Regions from separate parts of the Mus musculus genome. Here all the other regions are linked to region 3. A link is a loop called in an ENCODE intact Hi-C map of the cell type or tissue named here. Cell type or tissue: heart. All regions are shown on one strand. Region 1 overlaps Flot1 (flotillin 1). Region 2 overlaps Ppp1r18 (protein phosphatase 1, regulatory subunit 18). Region 3 has its middle 33 kb from the start of 4833427F10Rik. Region 4 overlaps Atat1 (alpha tubulin acetyltransferase 1). Region 5 has its middle 14 kb from the start of Ier3. Region 6 overlaps Gm41577 (a long non-coding RNA gene).

Region 1 (4,000 bases), 90 kb after region 3:
GCTGCAGATGGTTTCAAAGGGTATCATCTCTCAGGTCTGAGGGTACAACACACTCACACACACACACACACACACACACACACACACACACACACACTCACTAAAAGAATTCAGATAGTACTAACGTGCTTTGTGGAGTCCCTTAGCACTGGAGGCTATGAAGTGCTTTACATAGTAGCCCAGGCTAGACTAAAACATGTACATGTAGCAGTCCTCCCATTTCACTCTTTTTACTGCTGGGATTACAATGCCTAGCTTAAAAGGTATCTTTAAACAGAAACACTTAAACAAAATTATATATTGATTAGCTGATAAAAGTATAGATTACACTGTTCCTTGAACTCAGAGATCCTCCTGCCTCTGCCTCCCAGTGCCAGGGTTAAAGGTGTTCAGTGTGGTGGCACACACCTTTAATCCCAGCGCTTGAGAGGCAGAGGCAGGTGAATTTCTATGAGCTGGAGGCCAGCCTGGTCTACAGAGCTATTCCAGGACAGCCAAGGTTAAACAGAGAAACCCTGTCTTGAAAAAAAACAAACAAAAAAGATTTATTTTTATGTTACGTGTTTATGGGATGAGTGTTTTGCCTACATGTTTATGTGTCCACCGTGTGCGTGTGTTCTTGCTTGGTGCCTGTAGAGGTCAGAAGAGGGCATCAGATCCCCTGGAACTGGAGTTAGAAATGGTTGTAAGGTGCCAGGCAGGTGCTGGGACTTGAACTCAGGACCTCTGCAAGAGCAGCCAGTGCTCTTAACTGCTGAGCTTTCTCTCCAGCCACAATTATGTTTAATTTAATTAAATTTATGTATGTTCAGGTCAGAGACAACTTGCTGCAAGAGCCAGCTCTTTCCTACCATGAGGTTCCCCCAGGATCAAACTCAGGTAGTCAGGCTTGGAGACAGATGCCTTTATTCCCCAAGCCATCTTAGTCCAAGCTCACATCAAGTTTGAAGCCAGCTCAGATTCTATCCTTTTTTTTTTTTTTTTTTTTTTTTGCTTTTTCGAGACAGGTTTTCTCTGTATAGCCCTGGCTGTCCTGGAACTCACTCTGTAGACCAGGCTGGCCTCGAACTCCGAAATCTGCCTGCCTCTGCCTCCCAAGTACTGGGATGAAAAACATGCGCCACTACCACCTGGCTATTCTATACTTTTAAGGTAGCCTTTCTACAGAGTGACAACTCCCTACCTTAAAAAAAAAAAAAGGCTGGAGAGATGACTCAGCACAGCTACTCTTCCAGAGGTCCTGGGTTCAATTCCCAGCAACCACACGGTGGCTCACATAGCATAACCATAGTCCCATGAGATGGAATGTCCTCTTCTAGTATGTAGATGCACATGCAAAGCACCCCATGTACATAAAATGCATGCATGCATAAACAAACAAGCAAATATTGAGAGATGGTTGGTGGCTCATGCCTTTAATCTCTGCACTAGGGAGGCAGTAGTTTGAAACTAGCCTGGCCTATAGTTGATTTTCAGGATAGCCAGAGCTACATAGTGAAACCCTGTTTGGTGAAGAAAAAAGAAATTTGAACACACATGATCTCTGGAAGCTGGTTATAGCAGTTGCTTCTAGAAAGGGAACCATGAGGTTTGAGGCAAGAGGTGGGAGGAAGCCACTTTCTACATGTCTCCTTTCCTTTTGAGTTTATTTTGTTCCTATTTTGTGTGCAAAAGATTTTTTTAAAAGATATCTGCTGGCAGGGTGTGAAAGGCAGTACTTGACCGTTGAGCTGCCCAGGCTGGCGTTGATGGTGGCTTACTCTTGTTTGTTTTTTTGTTTGTTTGTTTTTTGAGACAGAGTTTCTCTTTATAGCCCGGCTGTCCAGGAACTCACTTTGTAGACCAGGCTGGCCTCAAACTCAGAAATCCGCCTGCCTCTGCCTCCCAAGTGCTGGGATTAAAGGCCTGTGCCACCACACCCAGCCGGTGGCTTACTCTTAAGACTGGCAGCAAAGACAAATGGAGACATGTGAACAGGACTGCGGAGGTAGATTATGACCACAAAGGGCTCAGTGCCCTCGGGACCCTCATACTGTAGCGACTTACCCAGGGAGGGCAAGTACCAGCCTCATCCATTCTGACGCTAAGTCCTTAGCCTAGCTGCTCTAAGAAGTCACAAGGCGGTTCCCAGGCCCTGGCTTGATTCTGTGCCTGAAATGGATCCCACTACCGAGTAGGCTGAGCTGACCAGAAGAATGCTTCCTGGGTCTCTTCCACGTTGTGTATCCCACTGGTGGCGCTGGCTTTTCTCTCTGACTCAGGCCACCCGCTCCCCAGCCATGACTCAAGTACCCTTTGCTCCCTAGGTGGCCAAGACGAAGCAGCAGATCGAGGAGCAGCGGGTGCAGGTGCAGGTGGTTGAGCGCGCCCAGCAGGTGGCAGTGCAGGAGCAGGAGATCGCCCGGCGCGAGAAGGAGTTGGAGGCTCGCGTGCGCAAGCCAGCAGAGGCTGAGCGCTACAGGCTGGAGCGCCTGGCGGAAGCAGAGAAGTAACAGTCCCCTTCCTGAGCCCCCTCTCGGCCCCTTGACGCTCATAGTCAGAAAAGGCGCCCTGACTGTGAACTGCTTCCCATCTGTCCCCAGGGCCCAGCTGATCATGCAGGCAGAAGCCGAAGCTGAGTCTGTGCGGGTGAGTTGGGGTATGGCTCCTGATGGACACAGGGAAGGGCTTGTTAGGGTTTCTTATTCTCTATTGCTTGTTTTTGGATTTCTGAGGCAAGACTATTACTGTGTCACCCTGGCTGACCTGGAACTCACTGTGTAAACAAGATGGCTTCAAACTCAGGGAGACCCACCTACCTCTGCTTCCCAAGTACTGGGATTCAAGGCACTCACAATGGAACCCTGTTATTGTTGCTGCTGCTCTCCTCCTCCTCCTCCTCCTCCTCCTCCCCCCCTCTCTCCCTCCTCCCCCCCTCTCTCCCTCCTCCCCCTCCAATGGGGGGGGGCAAGGTGGTGCCCCTTGCCAATGTGGAGGTCAGATCTTCTGACCTTACTCTTTTAAGTAAGGTTGTTGGCCTTACTGGCAAGCACCTTTACCCTCTGAATCTCATTGGCCTCAGAATTTGGTATCCTTAATGAGTTGCCATCAGTCTTGAATGCCCTGTGCCCTCTACAGATGCGAGGGGAAGCTGAGGCCTTTGCTATAGGTGCCCGCGCTCGTGCTGAGGCTGAGCAAATGGCCAAGAAGGCAGAAGCCTTCCAGATGTACCAGGAGGCCGCCCAGCTGGACATGCTGCTGGAGAAACTGCCCCAGGTCTGCAATCGGGTGGGACTCTGAGAGGAGGGGTGACTGGGGGGGGGGGTCCTCAAGGGTGCCAAATATAAGGCAGGACCGTAGCGAGGAATTATGGTCAGTTGTGGGGTGAATCTGATGGGTGGTAGTCATAGCTATCTCTGCCTACCAGGTGGCAGAAGAGATCAGTGGTCCCCTGACCTCAGCCAATAAGATCACGCTGGTGTCTAGTGGAAGCGGAACCATGGGGGCAGCCAAAGTTACTGGGGAAGTACTGGACATCTTGAGCCGCCTGCCGGAGAGTGTGGAGAGGCTCACAGGCGTCAGCATCTCCCAGGTGAGGGGGCAATGCAGAGTGTGTGTTGTTACTGCGTACCCAAATTGTGTGACACAGTAGGTTGGGTGCTTAATGGGCATCCGGGAGCCCAGGAAGTCACAGACAGTGACTCAATTCCCAGAACCTATGTCAGGTCCCTGCTTGGCTAGTTCCAGGCCAGTGAGAGATCCTGAAAACGTACAGTGCTTGGGAAATGACAGCCAAATTAACCTTCACCTTTCACACACAAGTGCACGCGCACACACAAAAGGACTCCCTCCAACATGACTAAATGATGCAGTCCCCATGACTGGGAAGCAGAGCACCAGTCATTTCCTGCCATATCATTTCTTCCCTGGAGTTTACCCAGCTGTGGCAAAGATAAGTAAAATCACCTGTGACAGGTTGCCAATCTGTGCCCGTTTCCTCGTCTTAAGATTGTCTTCTTTT
Region 2 (4,000 bases), 130 kb after region 3:
TCCCCCCAAACTGGGCAAATGTTAGACAGTGCTTCCTTCTCTCTAGGGACAAGAAAAGCCTTCTCTTCCAAAATATCCCAGTCCCTTCCCCCATCTTTCCTCCCTGGGCTTCCCCTCCCCCCACAGAACTGTCTCAGCCTCGGGGGTTTTTTCCCCCTCTGTTCCTGCTACCCTGGCCTCTCCCTCCCCTGGGGTAGAAACAGAGAGAAGTTCTTTTGCGCTGAGCTGAGAGCTGCAGAGCTGCGACTGGTTCAGGCACTGTGAGAGTTGGGGGCGGGGTGGGGTGGGGTGGGGCTGAGGCCAGCAGAGGGTCAGAGGTTAGGCTGAAATGCAGACATGCAAGGAAGCACTGGATAGGGTAACTATTCCCTTTGGCTCCGGCCCAGCACCTTCCTGATATGTACCAATAGTTTTCCTAAGTCAAAAAATCTCTGAGGAGAGACAGTGCTACAGTCAGACGCCTCAGACCAGAAGGCCCTCCACACAACACAAATCTTCCCAGGGCCTGGCAAGCCTGTCTCACCCTTCTTTCATGTGTTTGTGTGTGTGTTCAGTGTCAATAGGCCACCATGAGGACCAAAGATCAGGGCTAAGCTCATGAGTCACTTGGTTCCTCCCAGTTCATCTTTTTGTTGTTTTTAATTCATGTACAAAGTGTCCATTTTCATTATCCTATTCTTGAACGTGACTTTTCTTCCCCTGCCTCTGTCTGGGTTATTGGCTCTCTCTTCTCAGGGCTGGGCAGCTAGAAAGGACAGAGGACAGGAAATTCTCTTAGGGTGAGGTGTTCTGAAAAGTCACTTCCTACTGAGGCTGGCTGTGGCTTTGGAGACTGAGCAGAGGGAGACACAAGGCTTTGTGGCTCCTACCTAGGAACCATCTGGGGGAAGCCAAGGAGCCTAGTACAGAGCAGGACCTGTGCTGGTGACCGTACCTAGGTCATCCAGTAGGAGGGGCGGAAGCAGACCTTCCAAACAGGAAGCCTGGGGTGGGGGCCCGGAAGGCTGGTAGCACTGAGTGGGAACACTGGGCCCAGGCCCCGAAAGAACTACTCAGGATGTGGTGAGAGAATCAGGAAGCAGCTACACTGGGGTGGGGGTGGGGGTGGGGAAGAGGCTGCACAGTTCCCTAGACCTGACCATTTACCTCTTCCTCTCTGAGTCTCCATCCTCACCGCTCAGTTCTCTGTCTGTGCAGCCTCAGCAAGGATTACTGTGCCTTGCGCTGGCTCTATTCCAACCCTTACCACCATCCCTCACCTTCCCTAAGTAGTTCCTTTTCTGGCTACTTCTATCAAACCTGCCATCATGACAGACACCACCCCAGTCCTTTGGGGGGGGGGGGTGCTGTAGCTGGTGCTTTTGCCCAGCATCCTCTCTGGCTGGAGACCTTCCCCTCCTTCCCCGGCCCCCTGGTGACCTTATATAGCTGATGAGAGGATCTAGTGAGTCACTTCCCTCTCTGCCCGCCCCTAATTCGGGTTATGCATTCCTAAGAAGCCCAGTCAGAAACTGGGGGGTGGTGAAACAAAGGGGGGGGACGACGACACAGAAGTCTATGGAGTAGGTAAAATGAATTCCTTCACAGAACAGATGATAAACTGCAGAGGCTGGAGAAGGGAGCTTAGGAAGAAAGGAGAATGAACTAGAAATTCGGCTAAGTCTGTCAACAGCAGAACCAGTAAGGGTTCCTTTTCAGATACTGAAGTTTGAGCCATCTGGTGGCCGCCCCTCGCTTCTCTGGGCATTTTCCATAGACTTGGTTCTTTGTTGGTTGTTGGAACCAACCAACCTTAGCTGATGTCCAGACAGACCCTTATCTTATGACATGTGACAACTGTGTATATGAATAGTCGGTACAACGCAGCCTTCTGCACCAAGGGTTATTCTTGATTTCAACCAAGCACAGGCCAAAAATATTCAAGGCCCTCCAGGAGGGTGGCATGGGCTTGAAATTCCATCTATGGATGCCAAGTTCAAGACCAGCCTGGGCTGCTTAGTCAGCTCTATTTTCAGAAATAAAAACAAAACAGAACAGAACTAGAGAGAGATGGCACAGCCATTAAGAGCACTTGCTGCTCTTGCAGGGAACCTGGGTTCAGTTCCTAGCACCTATATCCTCCTCAGAATCCTCCACCCCAGTTTCAGGGTATCTGATGCCCTCTGCTGGCCTTCTTAGGCACTGCATGTACATGGTGCATATAGTTACAGGCAAAACACCAAGTCGATGATGATGATGATCTTGAAGGTACATGGAGGACCTGTGTAAGTTGTATGCAATTTACTTATGTATCTTATATAAGGGACTTGAGGACACTGGCATTTTGTGTGAAGATGTCTTACTACAGACTCCCCCCCCCCCCCCCAGATATTAAGAGAGGTTGTGTCTCTGTAGTGGGTTAGAAGTGGGTGAGTGGGCTGGTGAGATGGCTCAGTGGGTAAGAGCACCCGACTGCTCTCCCGAAGGTCAGGAGTTCAAATCCCAGCAACCACATGGTGGCTCATAACCATCTGTAACAAGATCTGACGCCCTCTTCTGGAGTGTCTGAAGACAGCTACAGTATACTTACATATAATAAATAAATAAATCTTTAAAAAAAAAAAAAAAAGAAGTGGGTGAGTGATTATGGAAATATTGGTACAAGGGTGCATGTAAAATGGTCAGGACACAGAGCAGGATGCAGATGTGGCAGCTTCTGAACAGGATGCTCTGGAGGCCCCTTCCAGCCAGAGGGGACAGTCAACACAGAGGCCTGGAGGCAGAAGCAAATATCACCCAGTTGCATTTGGTTAGGCTTTGGATTTTGTTCAAAGCGAGGTGAAATAAACCATTGCAGAATACTGGGTGCTGATGGTGGTGCATGCCGCATTTGTGAGGTAGAGGCCAGCCTGGTCTACTGAGCCAGATCCAGGAAGCTAGGGCTATACAAAGAGAAACACTGTCTTAGAGAAAGAAGGGGGCGGGGGGGGGGGGGAGGGAGAGCCAAGAAGAGTTAGAGGAGGAGGAGAAGCAGCAGCAGCCACTGCAGGATTTGGACCCAAGGAGTGACACATACAGTCTTGGGTACCCTGCTTTCCTTAGGGACCAAGTTGTCCCCTCTCATCAGCCCCTTGCAGCCATGCTGTAGTTCACGTGGAGGCTCTGGAATGCTGGGTCACAGATGCCCTGGACAGATCACCTGGAATCCCTTTCTGTTTGTCTTCCTAAACCCCTGGGATTACAGAGTTAATCCCACAGCGTCCCAGAACTCCTTAGGAGGGCAAAGGGGAAGGATGCGAAGACAGCCTGTTTTGGGGGGATTTCTGGCTTTCTCTGACCTCTGTTTTTGTGAGTACCCTGTGGGCTGCTCTCCATTCCTACCCAGTGTTTGCCTGGACTTGGCTCTCTATCTTTGTCAGTTCCATATTCCAGGGACTCTTCTGTATGTTGAACATCCCTTGGCTTGTCCAAACCTTTCTGTTGTCTTATCCATTCCTGAATCTGGAGTGCCCATCTCACTTCAGGTTGGTTGGTTGGCTGGCTTGTATACTACCTCTGCATCACAGCAGCGAAGGAAAGAGACCCTAATTCTGCCTTACTTACCCAGTCCTTGCCATGGCAAAATCTCTCTCTTTTTTTGTGGTTGTGTGGGTATGTGTGTGCTTATTTTTTTTAAAGACTTATTTATCTATTTATTTATCTTATGTGTATGAGTACACCATCACTCTCTTAAGACACACCAGAAGAGGGCATCAGGTCCCATTTACCGATGGTTGTGAGCCACCACATGGTTGCTGGGATTTGAACTCAGGACCTCTGGAAGAGCAGTCGGTGCTCTTAACTGCTGAGCCATCTCTCCAGCCTGTGTGTGCTTATTTTTAAAGACAGGGTCTCTATGTAGATCAGGTTGGCCTCAGACTGGTCACCTCCCTCCATCTGAATGTCAGCTTTTTTTTTTTTTTTAATTTATTTATTTCTTTATTATTTTGTGTGCACGGGTGGTTGGCTGCATGTCTGTGTG
Region 3 (4,000 bases):
TCAAGGATGAATGTACGCTACCACCCCAGGCTCTCCAGCCCCATTAATTTTACTTTTAAACTATTTTTATTGTTTTAATTATGTGTATGCGACTGTGTGTATGTGTATGCATGTGAGTGCAGGTGCTTGTGGAGGCCAGAGACATCAAAGACCCCTAGAGCTGGAGTTATAGACGATTGTGAGGTGCTGGATACCAGCATGCTAGGAACCAAAGCCGAGTCCTCTGAAAGAGCAGTACATGCTCTTAATCACCGAGTCAGCTCTCCAATCCCCTCTTACTTTTTATTTTGAGAGAGAGTCTGCTGGACACAAATTAGCTCAAACTCAATAAGGCAATCGTGGCCTGCCAGCCTCTGGAGTCACTGGCATGCACCATAACACCCACCAAGGAAAGGGTTGCAAACTCAACCCTGTACTGGGATGGACTTGGATGGACAGAAAGCCACACTGAAATGCCAAGGCACTGAGAATACGCGCTGGAATGTGCTTCTCTGGCGGCCGTTAGCGATCTCAGTTTCTTTAGCTTTTTGTTTCTGAGCGGCCATCTCCTGCTCTTCTCTTCTTCTTGACTCAGTTCTGCCCTCTGGCGGCCATAATACGTTAGAACAGCACATTCGCTCTGCACTGGCCTAGGCAGGGCGGGGCCACAGAACATTAGGACCGCACATTCACTCTGCCCTGGCCTTTGCAATAGAGGGATGTCCTAAAGTGTTGTTTTAGAATCTCTTCCTTTCCTCGTCAGCATCAAGCACTCCCCACATCAGGAAGCGTTCAAGACATCAGCCATGCTCCTGTCTGGATCCCTGAATGAGAAAAGTAAGGTTTGGTCTTGGCATGAACAAAATTGGTTATGACAAAATTAAAGAAGGGGTTGGGTAGCGGTGTCTCATACCTTTAATCCCAGAGCTCTGGAGATGGAGGCAGGTGGTTCTCTGAGTTCGAGGATAGTCTGTTCTACACAGAGAAACCCTATCTCTAAAAATAAAAGAAGGAGCTGGGGTTATAGCATAGTTGGTATCTACCACTCATGGAGTTCTATACCCTAGCACTTTATAAACCAGACACAACAGTCCACACCTGCAGTCCCAGCACTCACGGGCTTGTAATCCCAGCATGCAGAGGCAGATCTAGAGTTTAAGGTCATCTACGCCATTGGTTCTCAACCTGAGGGCCATGACCCCTTTCACAGGGGTTGCCTAAGAAGATCAAAACCCCCAGATATTTACACTAAGATTTTAACAGTAGCAGAATTACGGTTATGAAGTAGCAATGATAATAATTTTATGGTTGGGAGGATCACTATCACATGAGGATCTGTAATACAGAGTCATAGCATTAGGAAGGTTTGAGAACAGCTAATCTAAGCAAGATCCTGGGCTACGTGAGACCCTGCTTTTCAAAAGAAAGGGACCTGAGGATGGCTTAGCACTTCAGAGTGCATGCTGACCTTTGAGAGAATCAGATCAGTTGCTAGCACTCACAGCGGCTGCTCACCACAGCCTATAACTCCAGCCCCAGGGGGTCCCATGGCCTCTTATGAGTCCTAGCACTGCCGGCACTAAGGTGTGTATTCCCCACACAGACAAACCGACACATCCATTGCTAAAACAGATGAGAGACTGAGCCCCCCCACACACAGAAAAGGGTGACCCCAGGAAAAAAATGTCTACAGCTGCTTTAAATGAGTGTCCAAACCAGAATTAACCAATGGTCACCAGTCACCACCAGCAGTCACTGAGGAATTGTGGAGAGGCTGGAGGCAACCTGAGGCTGGCAAGAGCAGAGCTCTGACTTTTTCCAAGGTCTACCCCTCCTTCAAGGTCCGAACGACAAACCAGCAAGGTTCACAATGGTGAACCAATGTGCTCTTTCACAGAGCACAGGTGTGGGTGCTCCTTCGCAATAAGCATCACCTGGGAAACCTTTACCCATCAGGGATGAAGGCTTCTCCACAGCCTGCCGTAAAATGGACCCCTGACCCCGGTTTTCCTGGTGTGTAGACTGTAGTTCCTCCCCCAGGTCATGAGCAATTAAGGGCGCTGGATACTCAGGTGAGGGTCTCCTGACCCCACCCATCTATAGGTACTAACACAAGCTCAGCTGGGGTGATCCTTCTGCAACAGGCAACAGCTGAGCTCCCCAAGACGGCCGATGCTTGGCTTGAAGGATAGTCCTATACAACAGACAGAAAATAGATGACTGTTACAAAAACAGGTCCGCAGCCTCAGCACGACTGTGGCAAAACCTTCAGAAGAGATCCAAAATGGAGTTCTGTGGATCCTGAAACCAAAATACAGAAGCACGAACCTGTCCCAGCGCTTGGGAGAGCCCGGCCGGCTGTGTGAGGAACAAACACGAAGGTTCAAGCTTGGGCTGCAAAGTATCAAAACAAAACAAAATATGTGGCCACCAGGGGACGCTAGGAGCTCATCAAGGACAAGTCACACCAGCACTATTTCATGCCCTTTCCTCCAGGGCTCTGAAAGAATAGGATGAGGCAGCATGGGAGATCAAAGAGTCTACCTGTCTCTACTGGTCTGCTATTTTAGTCTAGATTTTTTATTTCTGTAATAAACACCATGACCAAAAGCAACTTGAAGAGGGAAGGGTTTATTTCATCTAACAGTTGAAGTCCTTCACAGGAGTCAGGGCTGGAACCTGGAGGCAGAAACCGAAGCTGAGACCAGGGAGGAACACAGTTTCCTGACTTGCTCCCGGTGGGGTGGTTTGCTTAGTCTGCTTTCTTTCTCTCTCTCTCTCTTTCTGTCTTTCTTTCTTTCTGTCCTTCAAGATTTATTTATTTTTATTCGTATGAGTACTCTGTTGCTGTCTTCAGACACAGATTGCATCGAATCCCATTACAGATGGTTGTGAGCCACCATGTGGTTGCTGGGAATTGAGCTCAGGACCTCTGGAAGAGCAGTCAGTGCTCTTAACCGCTGAGCCATCTCTCCAGCCCCTAGCCTGCTTTCTTATACAACTGAAGACCACCTGACCACAGTGACATCACCCACTACGGGCTGGAAACTGCAATGTGGGTTTGCCCACAGGCCAATCTGGTGGAATCATTTTTTCAGTTGAGGTTCCCTCTTCCAAGATGACCCCTGTTTGTGTCAAGTTGATTAAAAAGAAAAAGAAAAAAACCTAACCAGCACGCTTTCCATGACTCCAATTCCACTTCTATAAAGCAAAAGGAGAAATGGGTAAGAAAAGAACCCACCACAACCAGGAGGAAGTAACTGGGGGTGAGTGAATTCAGTGGCATTTCTGAGAAGCAGGTTCCCACCTCGGTCTTCTTCCTTTTTTTTTTTTTTAAACAAGGGTCTAGGGTCTCATGTAGCCCAGGCTCATCATATAACCAGTCTGCCTCTACTTCCTAGGTGCTGAGATCACAGGTAAAGGCCACCAAGCCCATGCACATCCTGTAGACACACTCTGCGTGTGTGTGGATGGTAGAGTGGAAAAAATATTCAATTCATTGGATTCTCAAATCCCAACAGGAGGAGGTCGAGCCTTCCCTCTCCTCAAGACCTCGTGTGCTGGATTTACAGGTTTCTCTCCTATTGACACCTGTGCTAAAGCTTCACCCAGAAGGGGGCAGAGAGCACCCTTCCCACCTTAACCGCAAAGATTCCTGCTTAACCTTCCCAAGGGTGGTGGGCCATCCTGCGGTGGTTAGCATTAACTGACAACTGGGCACAAGCTAGAGTCACCTGGGAGGAGAGCTTAAGTGAGGGACTGCTTAGGTCAGGGTGCCTGGTAGGCATGTTTGTGGGAGATGATCTTGATTATGAGGAGAGAAAACCTGCCCAATATGGGCCACACCATTCCCTAGGCAGAGATCCTGGACTGTCTCTGCCCACTATAGGCCATACCATTCCCTAGTCAGGAAATTCTGGGCTGTCTCTACTCAATAAGAGCCACACCATTTCCTAGTCAGGGAATCCTGGGTGTCTCTGCCCACTACGGACCACACCATTCCCTAGGCAGGGAATCTTGC
Region 4 (4,000 bases), 170 kb after region 3:
CCAATGTTAATATTTTACAGGCCATCTGCTGGTACTACTTACGGGCCAGCTGCTCCACATGTCCATGTAATTGGGCTAACCTGTCCAGTGTGAAGAATGTGCCTCTCCCACCATTCTCTACTATTTTTATTTGAGACAGGTCTCACTCTGAATCTTTCTCTGGACTGGAACTCATTTTGTAGACCAGGCTGACCTTGAACTCACAGATATCTGTCTGCCTCAGCTTCAGGAGTGCTGAGATTAATACTGCCTTTTTTTTTTTTTTTTTTAACTGACTCAGCATTTCAGGTAACCCAGGCTAGTCTCAAACTCCTGACTACTTTAAAAATCAACTCCAACACTGGGCATAGTGATTCACTCCTAATAACCTTAGGATTAAAGAGGCTGAGGTACGAAGATTTCTTGTAAGTTCAAAGCTAGCCTGTACTTCCAAACCAGTCAAAACAAGACTCCTGGGGTTGGAGAGATTTCTTAACAGTTAAGAGCACTGACTGCTCTTTTGAAGGTCCTGAGTTCAAATCCCAGCCACCACATGATGGCTCACAACTACCTGCACTCATATACATAAAATAAATAAATAAAATCTAAAAGAAAAAAAAAAAAAGACTCCTAAATGTTTTCCCGAAAGCCAATCTACCTATATCATGCAATGTCACCCTTCCTATTCCTATTGTTTTGGGTCCAATCATAACTCTATTTTTCCCACATCTATTCCATAAGGAAATTATGTTTGTTTTACCCTCAGATGCCACCGTTTCCTACCTCTACTGCTGCCCCTGGGTCTGTCCCTGACTCCCTTTCATCAGGAATTTCTGCTTTCCTATCCGTCTTCTGAACTTCCACCCTGGCTCCCTCTATGGCTTGTTTGTTTGGCACAGCAAGCAAAGTGAAGGAGACAGGTGACCTGTGTGGCCCTACCCGTGTGCTCCCTTCCTTTGGCTTTAGCTCTCACCTACTACTTTCCTTCGGTCACACTGCTGTGGGCATATTCTCACTGCACAGCCTTTTATACTGGCCATCACTCCTCTGGGACACTGTGCCTCCACACACTTCCTTCATGCTCTCGCACAAATGAGCTATCCTCTCAGTTGAGAGCTCTGTTGAGAGCTCTGCCAATATCTGACTCGCTCGCACCTGTAAGCCCCTCCCTCACCAGCACTGGTTTCATTTTCTCAGAACACTTATCAACAGTAAAGCATGCCTTTTGGTTTTTTGTTTGTTTGTTTGAGACAGGGCCTCTCCAGGGGGTCCTAGAAGCCCCAGAAAACAATATTTAGACCGGGCTGGCCATGAACTCACAGAGCTCTGCCTTCCCAGTGCTGGAGTCAAAGGCATGCACCACCCTTGCCTGGCCCTAGAATAAGTTGTTTGTCTGGTTCCACATTTGGATTCTTTTGTTTGGTTGTGTAAAGTATTCCTAGTGCCCACAACAGTGTCAGATACACAATAAACAGTTGTTGAACGCATTAGTAATGTGTTTCTAAACTCACAGAATCACTGTCCCATGATAAACCAAGCTTCCTGAGGCCTGGAATGTCTATTATTCTGGATCTTCCATAAATGATGACTAATGTAATGGACTTGTGGGAGAACAAGGTAGAAACAAGCTGTTGTGTTTGGGGATAAAATAAGGTCTAGTAAACAGCCAATGTCCAGGTGTGGTGATGAACTCTGGAGGTAGAGGCAGGGTGACCTTTGTGGTGCTTGCCTTTAGTCCCAGCACTCTGAGCAAAGGCAGGCGGATCTCTCAAGAGTCTGAAGCTAGCTGATCTATATAGTGAGTTTCAGGATAGCTAGAGCTCCAGAGGGAGACTGTGCCTCAAAAAGCCTGCAAGCAAGCAAGCAAGCAAGCAAACAAGCAAGCAAAGCTCCCCAAAAGACAGGATGAATGCTTCTAGAATATGTAATGAGTAAGGAGAAAAAAGATTTAGTTGCAAAAATAAATCACACTGGACATCATGACTTAATCCTAGCTCTTGGCAAGCTGAGGCAGGAGGATCATCCATTTGAGGAGAGTGAGGTTTGGTGTGTATATAGCAAGCGTCTTTCAAACACAGAACAGCTGGGCATCAAGGCATACCTGTGACCCCATTACTCAGGAGGTAGAGAAGGAGTGTCACTGTGAGTTCAAGGCCAGCCTGAGATATTTAGTGAGATCCAGTTTTAAAAACCCACAATGCAGGCTGGAGAGATGGCTCAGTGGCTAAGAGCACTGTTTTTCCAGAGGTCCCGAGTTCAATTCCCAGCAACCACATGGTGACTCATTAGCTATCTATATGATGTGATTTGATGCCCTCTTCTGGCATGCAGGTGTACATGCAGATAGAGTACTCATATATAAAATAAATCTTTAAAAAAAAAAAACCCAAAACCAAAAACCAAAACAACAACAAAACCCACGGTGGAGCCCTGGAGATGGGTGCATATAAACAAAACTAGAGGGACTCAGAGGGTTTTATATATGCATTTAGCCTATCTATATACCTGTGCACATGTACATGCAACAATAATGAGAGACAATAGTGGGAGAGGGGGACACGGGAGGGGCTGGAGGGGGAGAAAGAGGGATAGGAGTGCTGTCAATACAGAGCTCAGGCATAAAGTCCTCATAAAAAGTATAGCTGAGGTGGTGGAGCATCCCTTCAATCCTAGCACTCTGGAGCGAGAAATAGATGGATCTGTGTGTTCAAGGCCAACCTGGTATACAAGGTGAGTACGGCACAGCCAGGGTGACCCACTGAGACCTTATTTGAAAAAACAAAAATAGGGACTGGAGAGGTGGCTCAGAAGCTTAGAGCGCTTGGTTGCTCTTGAGGACTAAGATTCAAATCCCCCAGCCCCCACATGGTGGCTCATAAACATCTGTAACTCCAGTTCCCACGTTCTGACACCCCCTTCTAACTTGTGTGTACAGGCATGAACATGGTGCATGTATATACATGTGAGCAAAGCATTCAAACACACGAAAATGAGGTAAGTCTAAAACAACATGGAAACAACCCGAGGTAGAACTTAGCCAGGCGTCTCCAGGGTTGGTGCAGAGCCTCTAACCTGTGGGACTGTGGTCTCCAGGTTGTAGTGCTTATTCAGGAACTTGAGCAGCTTCGGCGATGGTCGGTCAATGGCCAGTTGGTGGGGCTCCACTCGCTCTTTCTGCAGGAAAACGGAAAACTTGGGGGCAGGGGTTGTAGGAGGAGCATGCTAGCAGGATACTGGGAGCCTGGTAAGGGAATACAGAGAAAAGGGGACCAACTGTGGGCCATGGAGCAGGGCCTCCTAGAGCTTCGGGGTGAAGAGCCTTTTAGATCTATTCTGACTAATCGGTAAAGGTTGTTGGGTACCTGTAACATATGCTGAAAAAGTTCTCGCCCGTGGCCATGCCGTTGCACCGACTCGTGGATGTAAAAGTCCAGAATGCAAAGGGGTTCTACCTCATTGTGAGCCTCCCGGTCATCCTAAGAGGTCAAGAACACATACTCATTAGGAGCCATGCATCTTCTTCATTGTCTCCCACCCCGCCCCCATTTCTTCTCTGACACCAGTGCTTACAAATGGCTAGTTTGCAGTGACACTCACCAGTACAAAGAGCTTCTTGTATCCAACTTTGAGGAAACCAATAATGGCTCCTTTCCCTGCCCTGTGGGATGGGGGAAATAATGAACCAGGCAGGAGCAACTGTCTGGGAGAGATTGTAAAAGGGAGGTAAGAAGAGTTTGATTCACAGGGAATAATGACAGTAAGACTCACGGTCGGGCTGAGGTGTCCTTCAGTATGTAAATAACGTGCCGGTTGCTTTGCATCCTCAAAGCGCTGGTGATGGGTGCAGGGAGGTGCTGCGCCTGCAGAGATGAAGATCTACTTTGTTTGGCTCCTTATCTGCCACCCATCTCCCTTTCCTCCTCCTAGAGGCGCCCCGTACCTTGGCAGAAGCCTTGCCCAGCTCATCTACAATAGTCATGATTTGCTGCTGCAGATCCACACTACAGAGAGAGGGGCCCGG
Region 5 (4,000 bases), 68 kb after region 3:
ATTCAGGAGGTGGTGATGCATAACTTTAATCCCACACTCAGGAAGTAGAAGTGTCATTTCTCTGAGTTCAAGGCCAGCCTGGGCTACAGAGCGAGTTTCTGGACAACTAGGCCTACAGAGAAACACCCTGTCTCAAAAAAGGAAAAAAAGAAAAAAGAAAGAAAGAAAAAGAATGGATTTCTGAGTTCGAGGCCAGCCTGGTCTACAAAGTGAGTTCCAGGACAGCCAGAGCTATACAGAGAAACCCTGTCTTGAAAAACCAAAAAAAGAAAGAAAGAAAGAAAGAAAGAAAGAAAAGAAATACAAGTTACTAGGGGAAATAGGAATGCTGTGGGTGTTTTCTGCATCTGACCATCTTACACACATTCTCACCTTTGCTGGTAGCAATTGCTGGGTTCTTGTGAGGAGCCATCTGTGTGCAATACCTGTAACTCCAGTGGGAGATAGAGGGAGGAGAATCATGGAATTCAAGATCACAGACTGAGCTACAAGAGACCCTGTCTCAAAAATAGATAGATAGATAGATAGATAGATAGATAGATAGATAGATAGATAGATAGATAAAACAGCTGGATAAATATCTCAGTGGTTAAGAGCAAACGTTGTTCTTGCAGAGGACCCACATTCAGTCACCAGGACTCACATCAAACAACTCACAACTGGAGGTCCAGCTTCAAGAAGCTGACCTCTCTCATCTCTTTGGACACATACACACATACATATACATAAATAAATAATAAAGTAAAATGAAGATTTATCCCAGCAGTGATGGTGCACACCTTTGATTCCAGCACTCGAGAGGCAAAATCAAGTGGATCTCTGTGAGTTCAAGGCCAGGCTGGTCTACAGAGGGAATTCCAGGGCCACCAGAGCTACTCAGAGAAACCCTAATCCCCTTTCCCCTAAAAATAAAAAGCTTTAAAAATATTAATTAAAAAATATTAATGGCCATAGTAGTGCATGCCTTAATATCAGCACTGGAGAGAGACTGGATGCTTGGGAGTTCAAGGCTAGCCTTGGCTACATGAGACACTGTCTCAAAACCAAAACAGCCAAGAGCTATTAATTAGTTAATGTGTCCTTTTCTGTTATTTTTGGGTTTTGCTTTTTGGAAGAAGTGTCTTACATTTAACCCAAGCTGGCCTAGAGCTCCTCACTGCCTTGCATTCACCTCTGCAGTGCTAGGATTACAGGCATGTGTGATGACTGGCTTACTGTTGTTTTTCTGAGAAACGTCTCATTCTGCAGCCCAACCTGGATTTGAACTCACACCAGTCCTCTTACCACCCTTCAGAGTGCTAGAATTACAGGCCTTGCAACCATGCCCAGCTAAGGGGACTTCTCTTTTTCACCCTCACCTAACCTGGGCTAACCTGAGTCTCCTGAGGCTTTAAATACTCAATGTGAATTGGATGCTATGCTGAACAGTGGGTGGGTTGTGGGAGGATTGGTGCAAGCTAGAAGCCAGCCTGGGTTACACAGTGAGCTTCAGTGCTGCCTGGGCTACAGAATGAGACACTGTCTCCAAAGTGCCAACACTTGGATCTGGAGCTATGGCTCAGCAGTTGAGAGTGGTTGCTGTTCTTGCAAAGGACCTGAACTGGATTCCTAACTCCCATATCTGGTACCTCACAATCTCCTCTAACTCTGGCTCCAGGGCAATCTGACGATTTCTTCTGGCCTCCATGGGTATTCACATTTGTAGCATACCCTCACACAAACACATGTATGTGTAAATAAAAACAACAATACTTTTCAAATTTACCAAACCTTTTAATGTTTTTGTTACTTTGTTATCTTCTTTGTTTAAGTGTTTTGCCTGAAAGTGTCTGTGTACTGTGTGTGTGCCTGGTGCCCTGAGAGACCAGAAGAGGTTGTCAGATTCCCTGCAACCAGAGTTTCAGACAGTCGTGAGTCGCCGAGGTGCTGGGAATTGAACCTGGGTCCTCCCGAAGAGCAGCCAGTGCTCTTAACCACTGAGCCATCTCTCCAGTTCCCTAAATAGATAAAATCAATCTAGGCAGCTATGCTGATATTTTTACATCTCAGTACTCAGGAGGCGGAGGCAGGTGGATCTCTGTGTGTTCCAGGCTAGCCTGGTCTACCAGTTAGAGCTACAAGTGAAATCTTGTCTCAAAACAGAAACAAAAACAGAGAGCCAGAACAAGACAACAAGGCAACCCTTGGAATCTCTATGCTGAGGAGGTGAGGACACATTGAGGCCTGGGGTGACATGACAAGCCAATCTCATCATCTGATTAGTAAGATCCAGGCTTCAGTAGGAACTCCTTTAAAAAAAAAAAAAAAACCTCTGGCCTGCGTGGGCTCGCACACGAGGAAGAAGAGAGGCAAAAGCATTAGAAAAACGTGAGGAAGCTGAAGTCACATGCTAGAACTTCAGAATATTTCCACACCCCTATTGTCAAGGAAGTGGTTGTGTAGCAGGCCAGGCAAGCCTGCTGGATGGGCAGGGCTGGGCTTCCTGTGTTCCTCACAGCAGGAATCAAGGACAAAGCTGGAATTATATAATATTGGGCTACGTGCTGGCACACACCAGTGGAAACTCATCTCAGACCCGGTTATGAAATAAAAGCAGCTCTTGCACTGTGACGGCTAAGTGCCCAAGTCTCGAGTCCTGCAGAGTCTGGTTTTGTTTTTAATAGGCCGATCATCCCAGTGGGGAATGGAGAGAAAATAGACCACTAAGTACTCCCAGCTCGCACTATAACTTCTAGAAAGTAAAATGGGTTTTTCAATTATCTCCTTAAAAACTACAAGGGAAAGAAGAGCAAGTGTCATTTCCGCTAAAGGAGCCAGGAGTTAAATCCAGTCTGTCCTCACAGCCTCACTCTCTTTCGGATTCTGTGCGTGATCCAAGACCTCCCTAGCCCTCCATCACCCCACCCCGTCCTATGGTAAGATCACTCCAAGGGAATTCTGGAACCTTTGCTTTTTTCTGCCTTGTCATTCCAATGTCCCTCAGCCAGCTCTGCCACCAGCTCCATCCTTTTGTTTGATTTGCTTTGAGGGAAGAGTGAGGCCAGGTCTCACTATGTAGAAGAAGCAGACCTCATATTTGTGGCAATTCCCCTGCCTCAGCTTCCAAACTCTGGGATTAATAGGCATGAGTCAGCATGCCTAGCTATGTGGCATTATCTAAGGAGGAGAGAAGTATTTGTTAAGGTCTAATATATGAAATAATGTTAGTTATTATGTGTGAGACGGATGCACACCAAGATACAGAAGGTCTTTTTTTTTTTTTGGTTTTCCGAGACAGGGTTTCTCTGTGTAGCCCTGACTGCCCTGGAACTCACTCTGTAGACCAGGCTGGCCTCCAACTCAGAAATCTGCCTGCCTCTGCCTCCTGAGTGCTGGGATTAAAGGCGAGCACCACCACTGCTCAGCTACATAAATATTTTTATGTAGATATGTTTATCTCTTATTTTCCCTTAACTAGGTTATAAACTTTTTTTTTCTTTTTCTTTTTCTTTTTCTTTTTCTTTTTTTTTTTTAGATAGAGTCTCATTATGTATGTAGGCCAGGCTGGCTTGGAGCTCCATACACAGACCAGGCTGGCCTCAAACTTGCAGAGATCTGCCTGTTTCTGCCTCCCCAGTGCTGACTTTAAAGGCATATGTTCTAGAGCATATTTTATGTCTTAACCTCCAATGTCTCTTAGTTGGGAGACATTTGACAGTCAGCCTGATGCGCGTGGGGTTCACACTGCATTCCTCCAGCCTGTGGCCTGCAGTTGTGTGTGTCTCCAGCGGCACAGGGGTGTCCTGCAGGGCTGCTAGGAGGATTGCTGAGCACATAAGACGATTTTTTCCTCTTGACCGGTGAGAGCGGAGCTCAGCGGCTTCAGTTCCCTTTCAGTTCCCTTTCCTATTCTGCGGTTCCTTTCTGGAGAAGTCATGGATGTAACCAGAAATTTACTTCTTCAGAGTTTTCCTAGGAACTGGTTTCTAGACTCCTGAATGGGCGGTGTGTGACACCATCG
Region 6 (4,000 bases), 150 kb before region 3:
GACCCTGCTCATTCTGGCCTAAAGATTTAGTTATTATTATAAATAAGTACACTGTAGCTGTCTTCAGACACACCAGAAAAGGGCGTCAGATCTCATTATGAATGGTTGTGAGCCACTGTGTGGTTGCTGGGATTTGAACTCAGGACCTTAGGAAGAGCAGTCAGTGCTCTTAACCACTGAGCCATCTCTCCAGCTCAGTCACAGATATTTTGATGTGTTTGTTTGTTTGTTTGTTTTTATGATAGGATCTTACTATGTAGGCCTGGCTGGCCTGGAACCTGCTATATAGACCACACTTGGCCTCAAATTCACAGATATTCTCCTGCCTCTGTCTCCAAAGGATTTTTTTGTCACTGTACTTTAGTGGAGTCTCCTTTACTGTCTTTTTTGTTTTTAAAGATTTATTTTTATTTTATGTATGTGGATGTTTTGCCTTCATGTATGTTTGTGAACCACAGGTGCGCCTGTTGTATGCAGAAGCCAGAAGAAAAAGATGTCGGATCCTCTAGAGCTGAAGTTGCAGATGGTTGTGAGCCACCCCGGAGGTGCTGGGAACTGAACCTGGGACCTCCTGAAGAGCAGCCAGTGCTCTGGACTGTTAGCCATCTCTCCAGCCTCTTCTTCTTCTTCTTCTTCTTCTTCTTCTTCTTCTTCTTCTTCTTCTTCTTCTTCTTCTTCTTCTTCTTCCTCTTCCTCTTCCTCTTCCTCTTCCTCTTCCTCTTCCTCTTCCTCTTCTTCTTCTTCTTCTTCTTCTTCTTCTTCTTCTTCTTCTTCTTCTTCTTCTTCTTCTTCTTCTTTTTTGTTTTTTTGTTTGTTTGTTGTTGTTTTTTAGACTACCACTTTATTTTATTCGAAGGGCCTCACTGGGAGAAAAATATAGCCTCATCTTGATAAGCCATAAGTTAGGCGGAGGAGGCAAGACATGACCAAATCCATTGAGGAACCGATAAACAAAACTGGATCGGGCGTGCCTATGGCTGTGAAGGAGGACCCAGGTGTTCTGGCCTTATCTGGGTTCTGTTTTCACTCTGCAGCTTGTCATAGAACCACTGACTCAGGTTGTTAATGTGACAAGGGTCGTCAGAAGCCTTACAGTTAGAACAGGTGTCCTGCTGCACGCCTGAATTCCAAGCCCTTGGAAGGCAGAGGCAGGAGCATCAGGAATTCACTCATCCTTGGCAAGTTCAAGGCCAGCATGAGGTACACTCCACCCTCTCTCAAAATACAAAAAAACAAAACAACACACACACACATGCACGCACGCACGCACGCACGTCTGCCATTTTAAAGTTTTTGAAAAAAGGTTAAAAAACAAACAAACAAACAAAAACAACCAAAAAACCCTGCAGTGCCGCCTGGAAGAGGAAAACTCGGTAAATCTCTGCTGTCCCGCTCTCACTCACCCTCCCAGCTGAAGTCAGTGCTTGTCTCAGAGTTAGTGCCCCGTGAGGAACACAGCGTGAGTAAGCGGCCGAAGGGCGTAACTGTTTTACGTGAGGAAGTGAGGCCCTGGGGTTAAGTGACTCACCAAGCCACTTATCACATTTTGTGGGTTATAAAACATAATTATTTTCACATTTAACGTCTTTCGAATGTGGCTATGTCCTAGCACTAGCGTCATGTTCCAGCCAAATTGATTATTTTTTTTTCTTAGTGGTGCATGCAAGAATGGTGTTACGTAGCCAATGGGGTCTTTATAGTCAGAGGGAGTTGGTTGGTGTTAGTGGATGTGTGCTCTGCCTACATGTCGTCAAGCACGGTTGAGAAGGGAGCTGGGGTGTGACAGGGATCTTAGGGACTTCAATGCATGCCAACTTCCCGAGTTCCGTTCTTGAAAATAATAAATCAACTAACTCTTAGGAGAGACGCTAATCCCTGGGCCACTACCCAGTTTTGCCACTAGGGGGCTCATGAGCACGCTTCGTCTAGGGTTTGCAGGCGGGCAGTCTTGATTGCTTCTGGAGGCCTTCCTTGGTTGCCATGGATACTGTTTCCATAGTTGTTTGACTGTTGTGGCTTGTTTTCTCCCATTATTTATTTTTGCATGCTGAGCATATATTCAGACCATGTCATCCATTCTCTGGGCTAAGCATGTCTGTTCTACTCAGTTCAGGATGCATCGTGATGGTGTGTGTCAGCTGAGCCCACCCAGACTTGGTTCCACTCCTTTACCTTCCGTTTTCACCAACCCGGAAGCTTCTAGAACTAGCTGCTCTTTAATTTGTTTGCAGCTCTGTGGTGCTGCCATTCATGTAACAGAGAGCAGCAGCAGGCTGCTCATCACCCGGAGTGAATACTAATGGTAACCGGAAAGAACCGGTCTATTGTCCGGTTGACAGTAGCTCCTAGTGGGATGCTCCAGTGACTTTTTAATGGTTCACATTTTTTGGCAACTTCTCTAGATTTCTAATACTGTTCAGGAGCCTGGAAAGATGCCTCAGTGGTTTTGGACACTTCTTTTTTTTTTTTTTAGACAGGGTTTCTCTGTGTAGCTCTGGCTGTCCTGGAACTCACTTTGTAGACCAGGCTGGCCTTGAACTCAGAGATCCGCCTGCCTCTGCCTCCCAAGTGCTGGGATTAAAGGAGTGCGCCACCACTGCCTGACACTTCTTGCTCTAGCAGAGGATGCAGGCAGTGAACAAATATATTTACGGAAACTCAAGTCTACCTCCTGGCTGGCTCCACTGAGGTGTAAGAGACCGAAGGGGTGTCTGTGCCAGATAAACGGTAGGGAAAGTCCTGACTGCAGCTGTGTTTACAAAGGTGTCAAAGATACTTTATAAGGAAGGTGTCGCAGCATCCTCGTGCGGTGGATGCGGGCTGATTGGAATGTGCGCCGGTAGCCGAGATGTGTTTGTAAGAGTGACTCACCTAAGCGGTTATTTCTCTGGGGTGAGCATGTCTGTTCTACTCAGTTCAGGATGCATCGTGATGGTGTGTGTCAGCTGAGCCCACCCAGACTTGGTTCCACTCCTTAATCACACAGCGAGGCTATTAGATGGGGTGGGCTGGACGCATGCGCAAAAGGTGAGGCATGAAACAGGTATGGGTTAACTACCCTTGAGTTTTGTACATGAATGAACTAGCAACTGTGGTTGGAAGCTAACTGCCAATCTTTGTCGCTCTAGTGAGCCCCTGTGAAAGGTCAGGGGCTCAGGGGGGGTTATCAAGGTGTGTTCTTTATTTTTTCCTCTCTGGAGCCGCAGCGACTTCTACAGACACCACACAGACAGAGCAGCGCCCCGCCATCACAGAGAGTGTAAGGGAGATTGGGAAAAGATGTTTTTCAGGCAGGCACAATGCCACCTCACACAGAATTCAGCCTCTTCAAGTATGAAAGAGAGGCCGGGACTCAACTCTCTCGTTTGCTTTGCCCTCATCGATAGTCCTTAAAAGCCCCGTAATATGAGCATTTTCCTGTTCCCACTGAGAAATGCAAAACCCGAGCGAAGCTAATAGGAGTCCTTGCATTTGCCCTTATAGGACTCACAATTTAAATAGTGATGCCAGCAAGGTAGCGCGGTAGGTAAAGGTGCCAAACCTGATGAGCTGAGATTCATTCTGGAGCCCACGGGGTAGAGAGAGAACCACCCCACAGACTGTCCTCTGAACTCCACATAGTCACTGCGTGCACACAAAGTTAAAGATTTTATTAACTTTAAAAGATTTATGATTTTTTTTTTTTTTTTTTTTTTTTTGGTTTTTCGAGACAGGGTTTCTCTGTATAGCCCTGGCTGTCTTGGAACTCACTTTGTAGACCAGGCTGGCCTCGAACTCAGAAATCCACCTGCCTCTGCCTCCCAAGTGCTGGGATTAAAGGCGTGCGCCACCACGCCCGGCCCTAAGATTTACGATTTTATGTGCATGAGTGCTTCACTTACATGTATGTCTATGTACCACCTGTGTGTCCAGTGCCTGCAGAGGCAGGGCTGGAGTTATAGACAACTGTGAGCTATCACCTAGTTGCTGGGAACATAGTCTGGGTCCTTTGCAAGGGCAA

The links. Hi-C counts contacts between places; a loop is a spot of excess contacts. Peaks named below come from ENCODE experiments on the same cell type or tissue, not always from the same donor. Only the 100,000 strongest peaks of a DNase experiment are listed, where the experiment ranks them.
Region 1: it touches region 3 in a loop (4-fold over the local background); 22 of 42 quality-filtered maps call a loop at or near these places.
Region 2: it touches region 3 in a loop (7-fold over the local background); 16 of 42 quality-filtered maps call a loop at or near these places.
Region 4: a loop joins it to region 3, with 3 times the contacts of the local background. A loop is called at or near these places in 3 of 42 quality-filtered maps.
Region 5: a loop joins it to region 3, with 2.9 times the contacts of the local background. A loop is called at or near these places in 5 of 42 quality-filtered maps.
Region 6: it touches region 3 in a loop (2.8-fold over the local background); 20 of 42 quality-filtered maps call a loop at or near these places.

The regions. Positions count from the first base shown.
Region 1 is chr17:35,827,537-35,831,536 of GRCm38, forward strand. It overlaps Flot1 (flotillin 1), which reads left to right. Exons shown (of 13, transcript NM_008027.2): 9 at 2,307-2,488; 10 at 2,583-2,628; 11 at 3,118-3,255; 12 at 3,407-3,571. Among named protein-coding and RNA genes, the nearest start is that of Flot1, 6.2 kb to the left of the region's middle. In heart, CTCF peaks have their summits at 641 (motif pointing right) and 2,366 (motif pointing right); a DNase peak (open chromatin) is centred at 2,395; H3K4me3 peaks cover 749 bases; H3K27ac peaks cover 429 bases.
Region 2 is chr17:35,869,380-35,873,379 of GRCm38, forward strand. The region is part of intron 1 of Ppp1r18 (protein phosphatase 1, regulatory subunit 18); the gene reads left to right. Among named protein-coding and RNA genes, the nearest start is that of Ppp1r18, 4.8 kb to the left of the region's middle. In heart, CTCF peaks have their summits at 942 and 2,167 (motif pointing left); DNase peaks (open chromatin) are centred at 292, 972 and 1,352; H3K4me3 peaks cover 2,826 bases; H3K27ac peaks cover 2,132 bases.
Region 3 is chr17:35,737,442-35,741,441 of GRCm38, forward strand. No RefSeq gene overlaps it. Among named protein-coding and RNA genes, the nearest start is that of 4833427F10Rik, 33 kb to the right of the region's middle. In heart, CTCF peaks have their summits at 592 (motif pointing left) and 2,408 (motif pointing right); DNase peaks (open chromatin) are centred at 590 and 2,410; H3K27ac peaks cover 1,557 bases; H3K27me3 peaks cover 608 bases.
Region 4 is chr17:35,905,512-35,909,511 of GRCm38, forward strand. It overlaps Atat1 (alpha tubulin acetyltransferase 1), which reads right to left. Exons shown (of 13, transcript NM_001142744.1): 2 at 3,920-3,980; 3 at 3,748-3,839; 4 at 3,577-3,637; 5 at 3,342-3,455; 6 at 3,052-3,153. Among named protein-coding and RNA genes, the nearest start is that of Gm16279, 2.2 kb to the right of the region's middle. In heart, a CTCF peak has its summit at 2,307 (motif pointing left); no DNase peak of the experiment used is centred here; H3K4me3 peaks cover 696 bases; H3K27ac peaks cover 429 bases.
Region 5 is chr17:35,805,773-35,809,772 of GRCm38, forward strand. No RefSeq gene overlaps it. Among named protein-coding and RNA genes, the nearest start is that of Ier3, 14 kb to the right of the region's middle. In heart, no CTCF peak of the experiment used is centred here; DNase peaks (open chromatin) are centred at 2,489 and 3,869.
Region 6 is chr17:35,589,099-35,593,098 of GRCm38, forward strand. Gm41577 (a long non-coding RNA gene) reads left to right here. Exons shown (of 3, transcript XR_876776.1): 2 at 459-545. Among named protein-coding and RNA genes, the nearest start is that of Gm41577, 2.5 kb to the left of the region's middle. In heart, a CTCF peak has its summit at 1,903 (motif pointing right); a DNase peak (open chromatin) is centred at 1,853; H3K27me3 peaks cover 263 bases.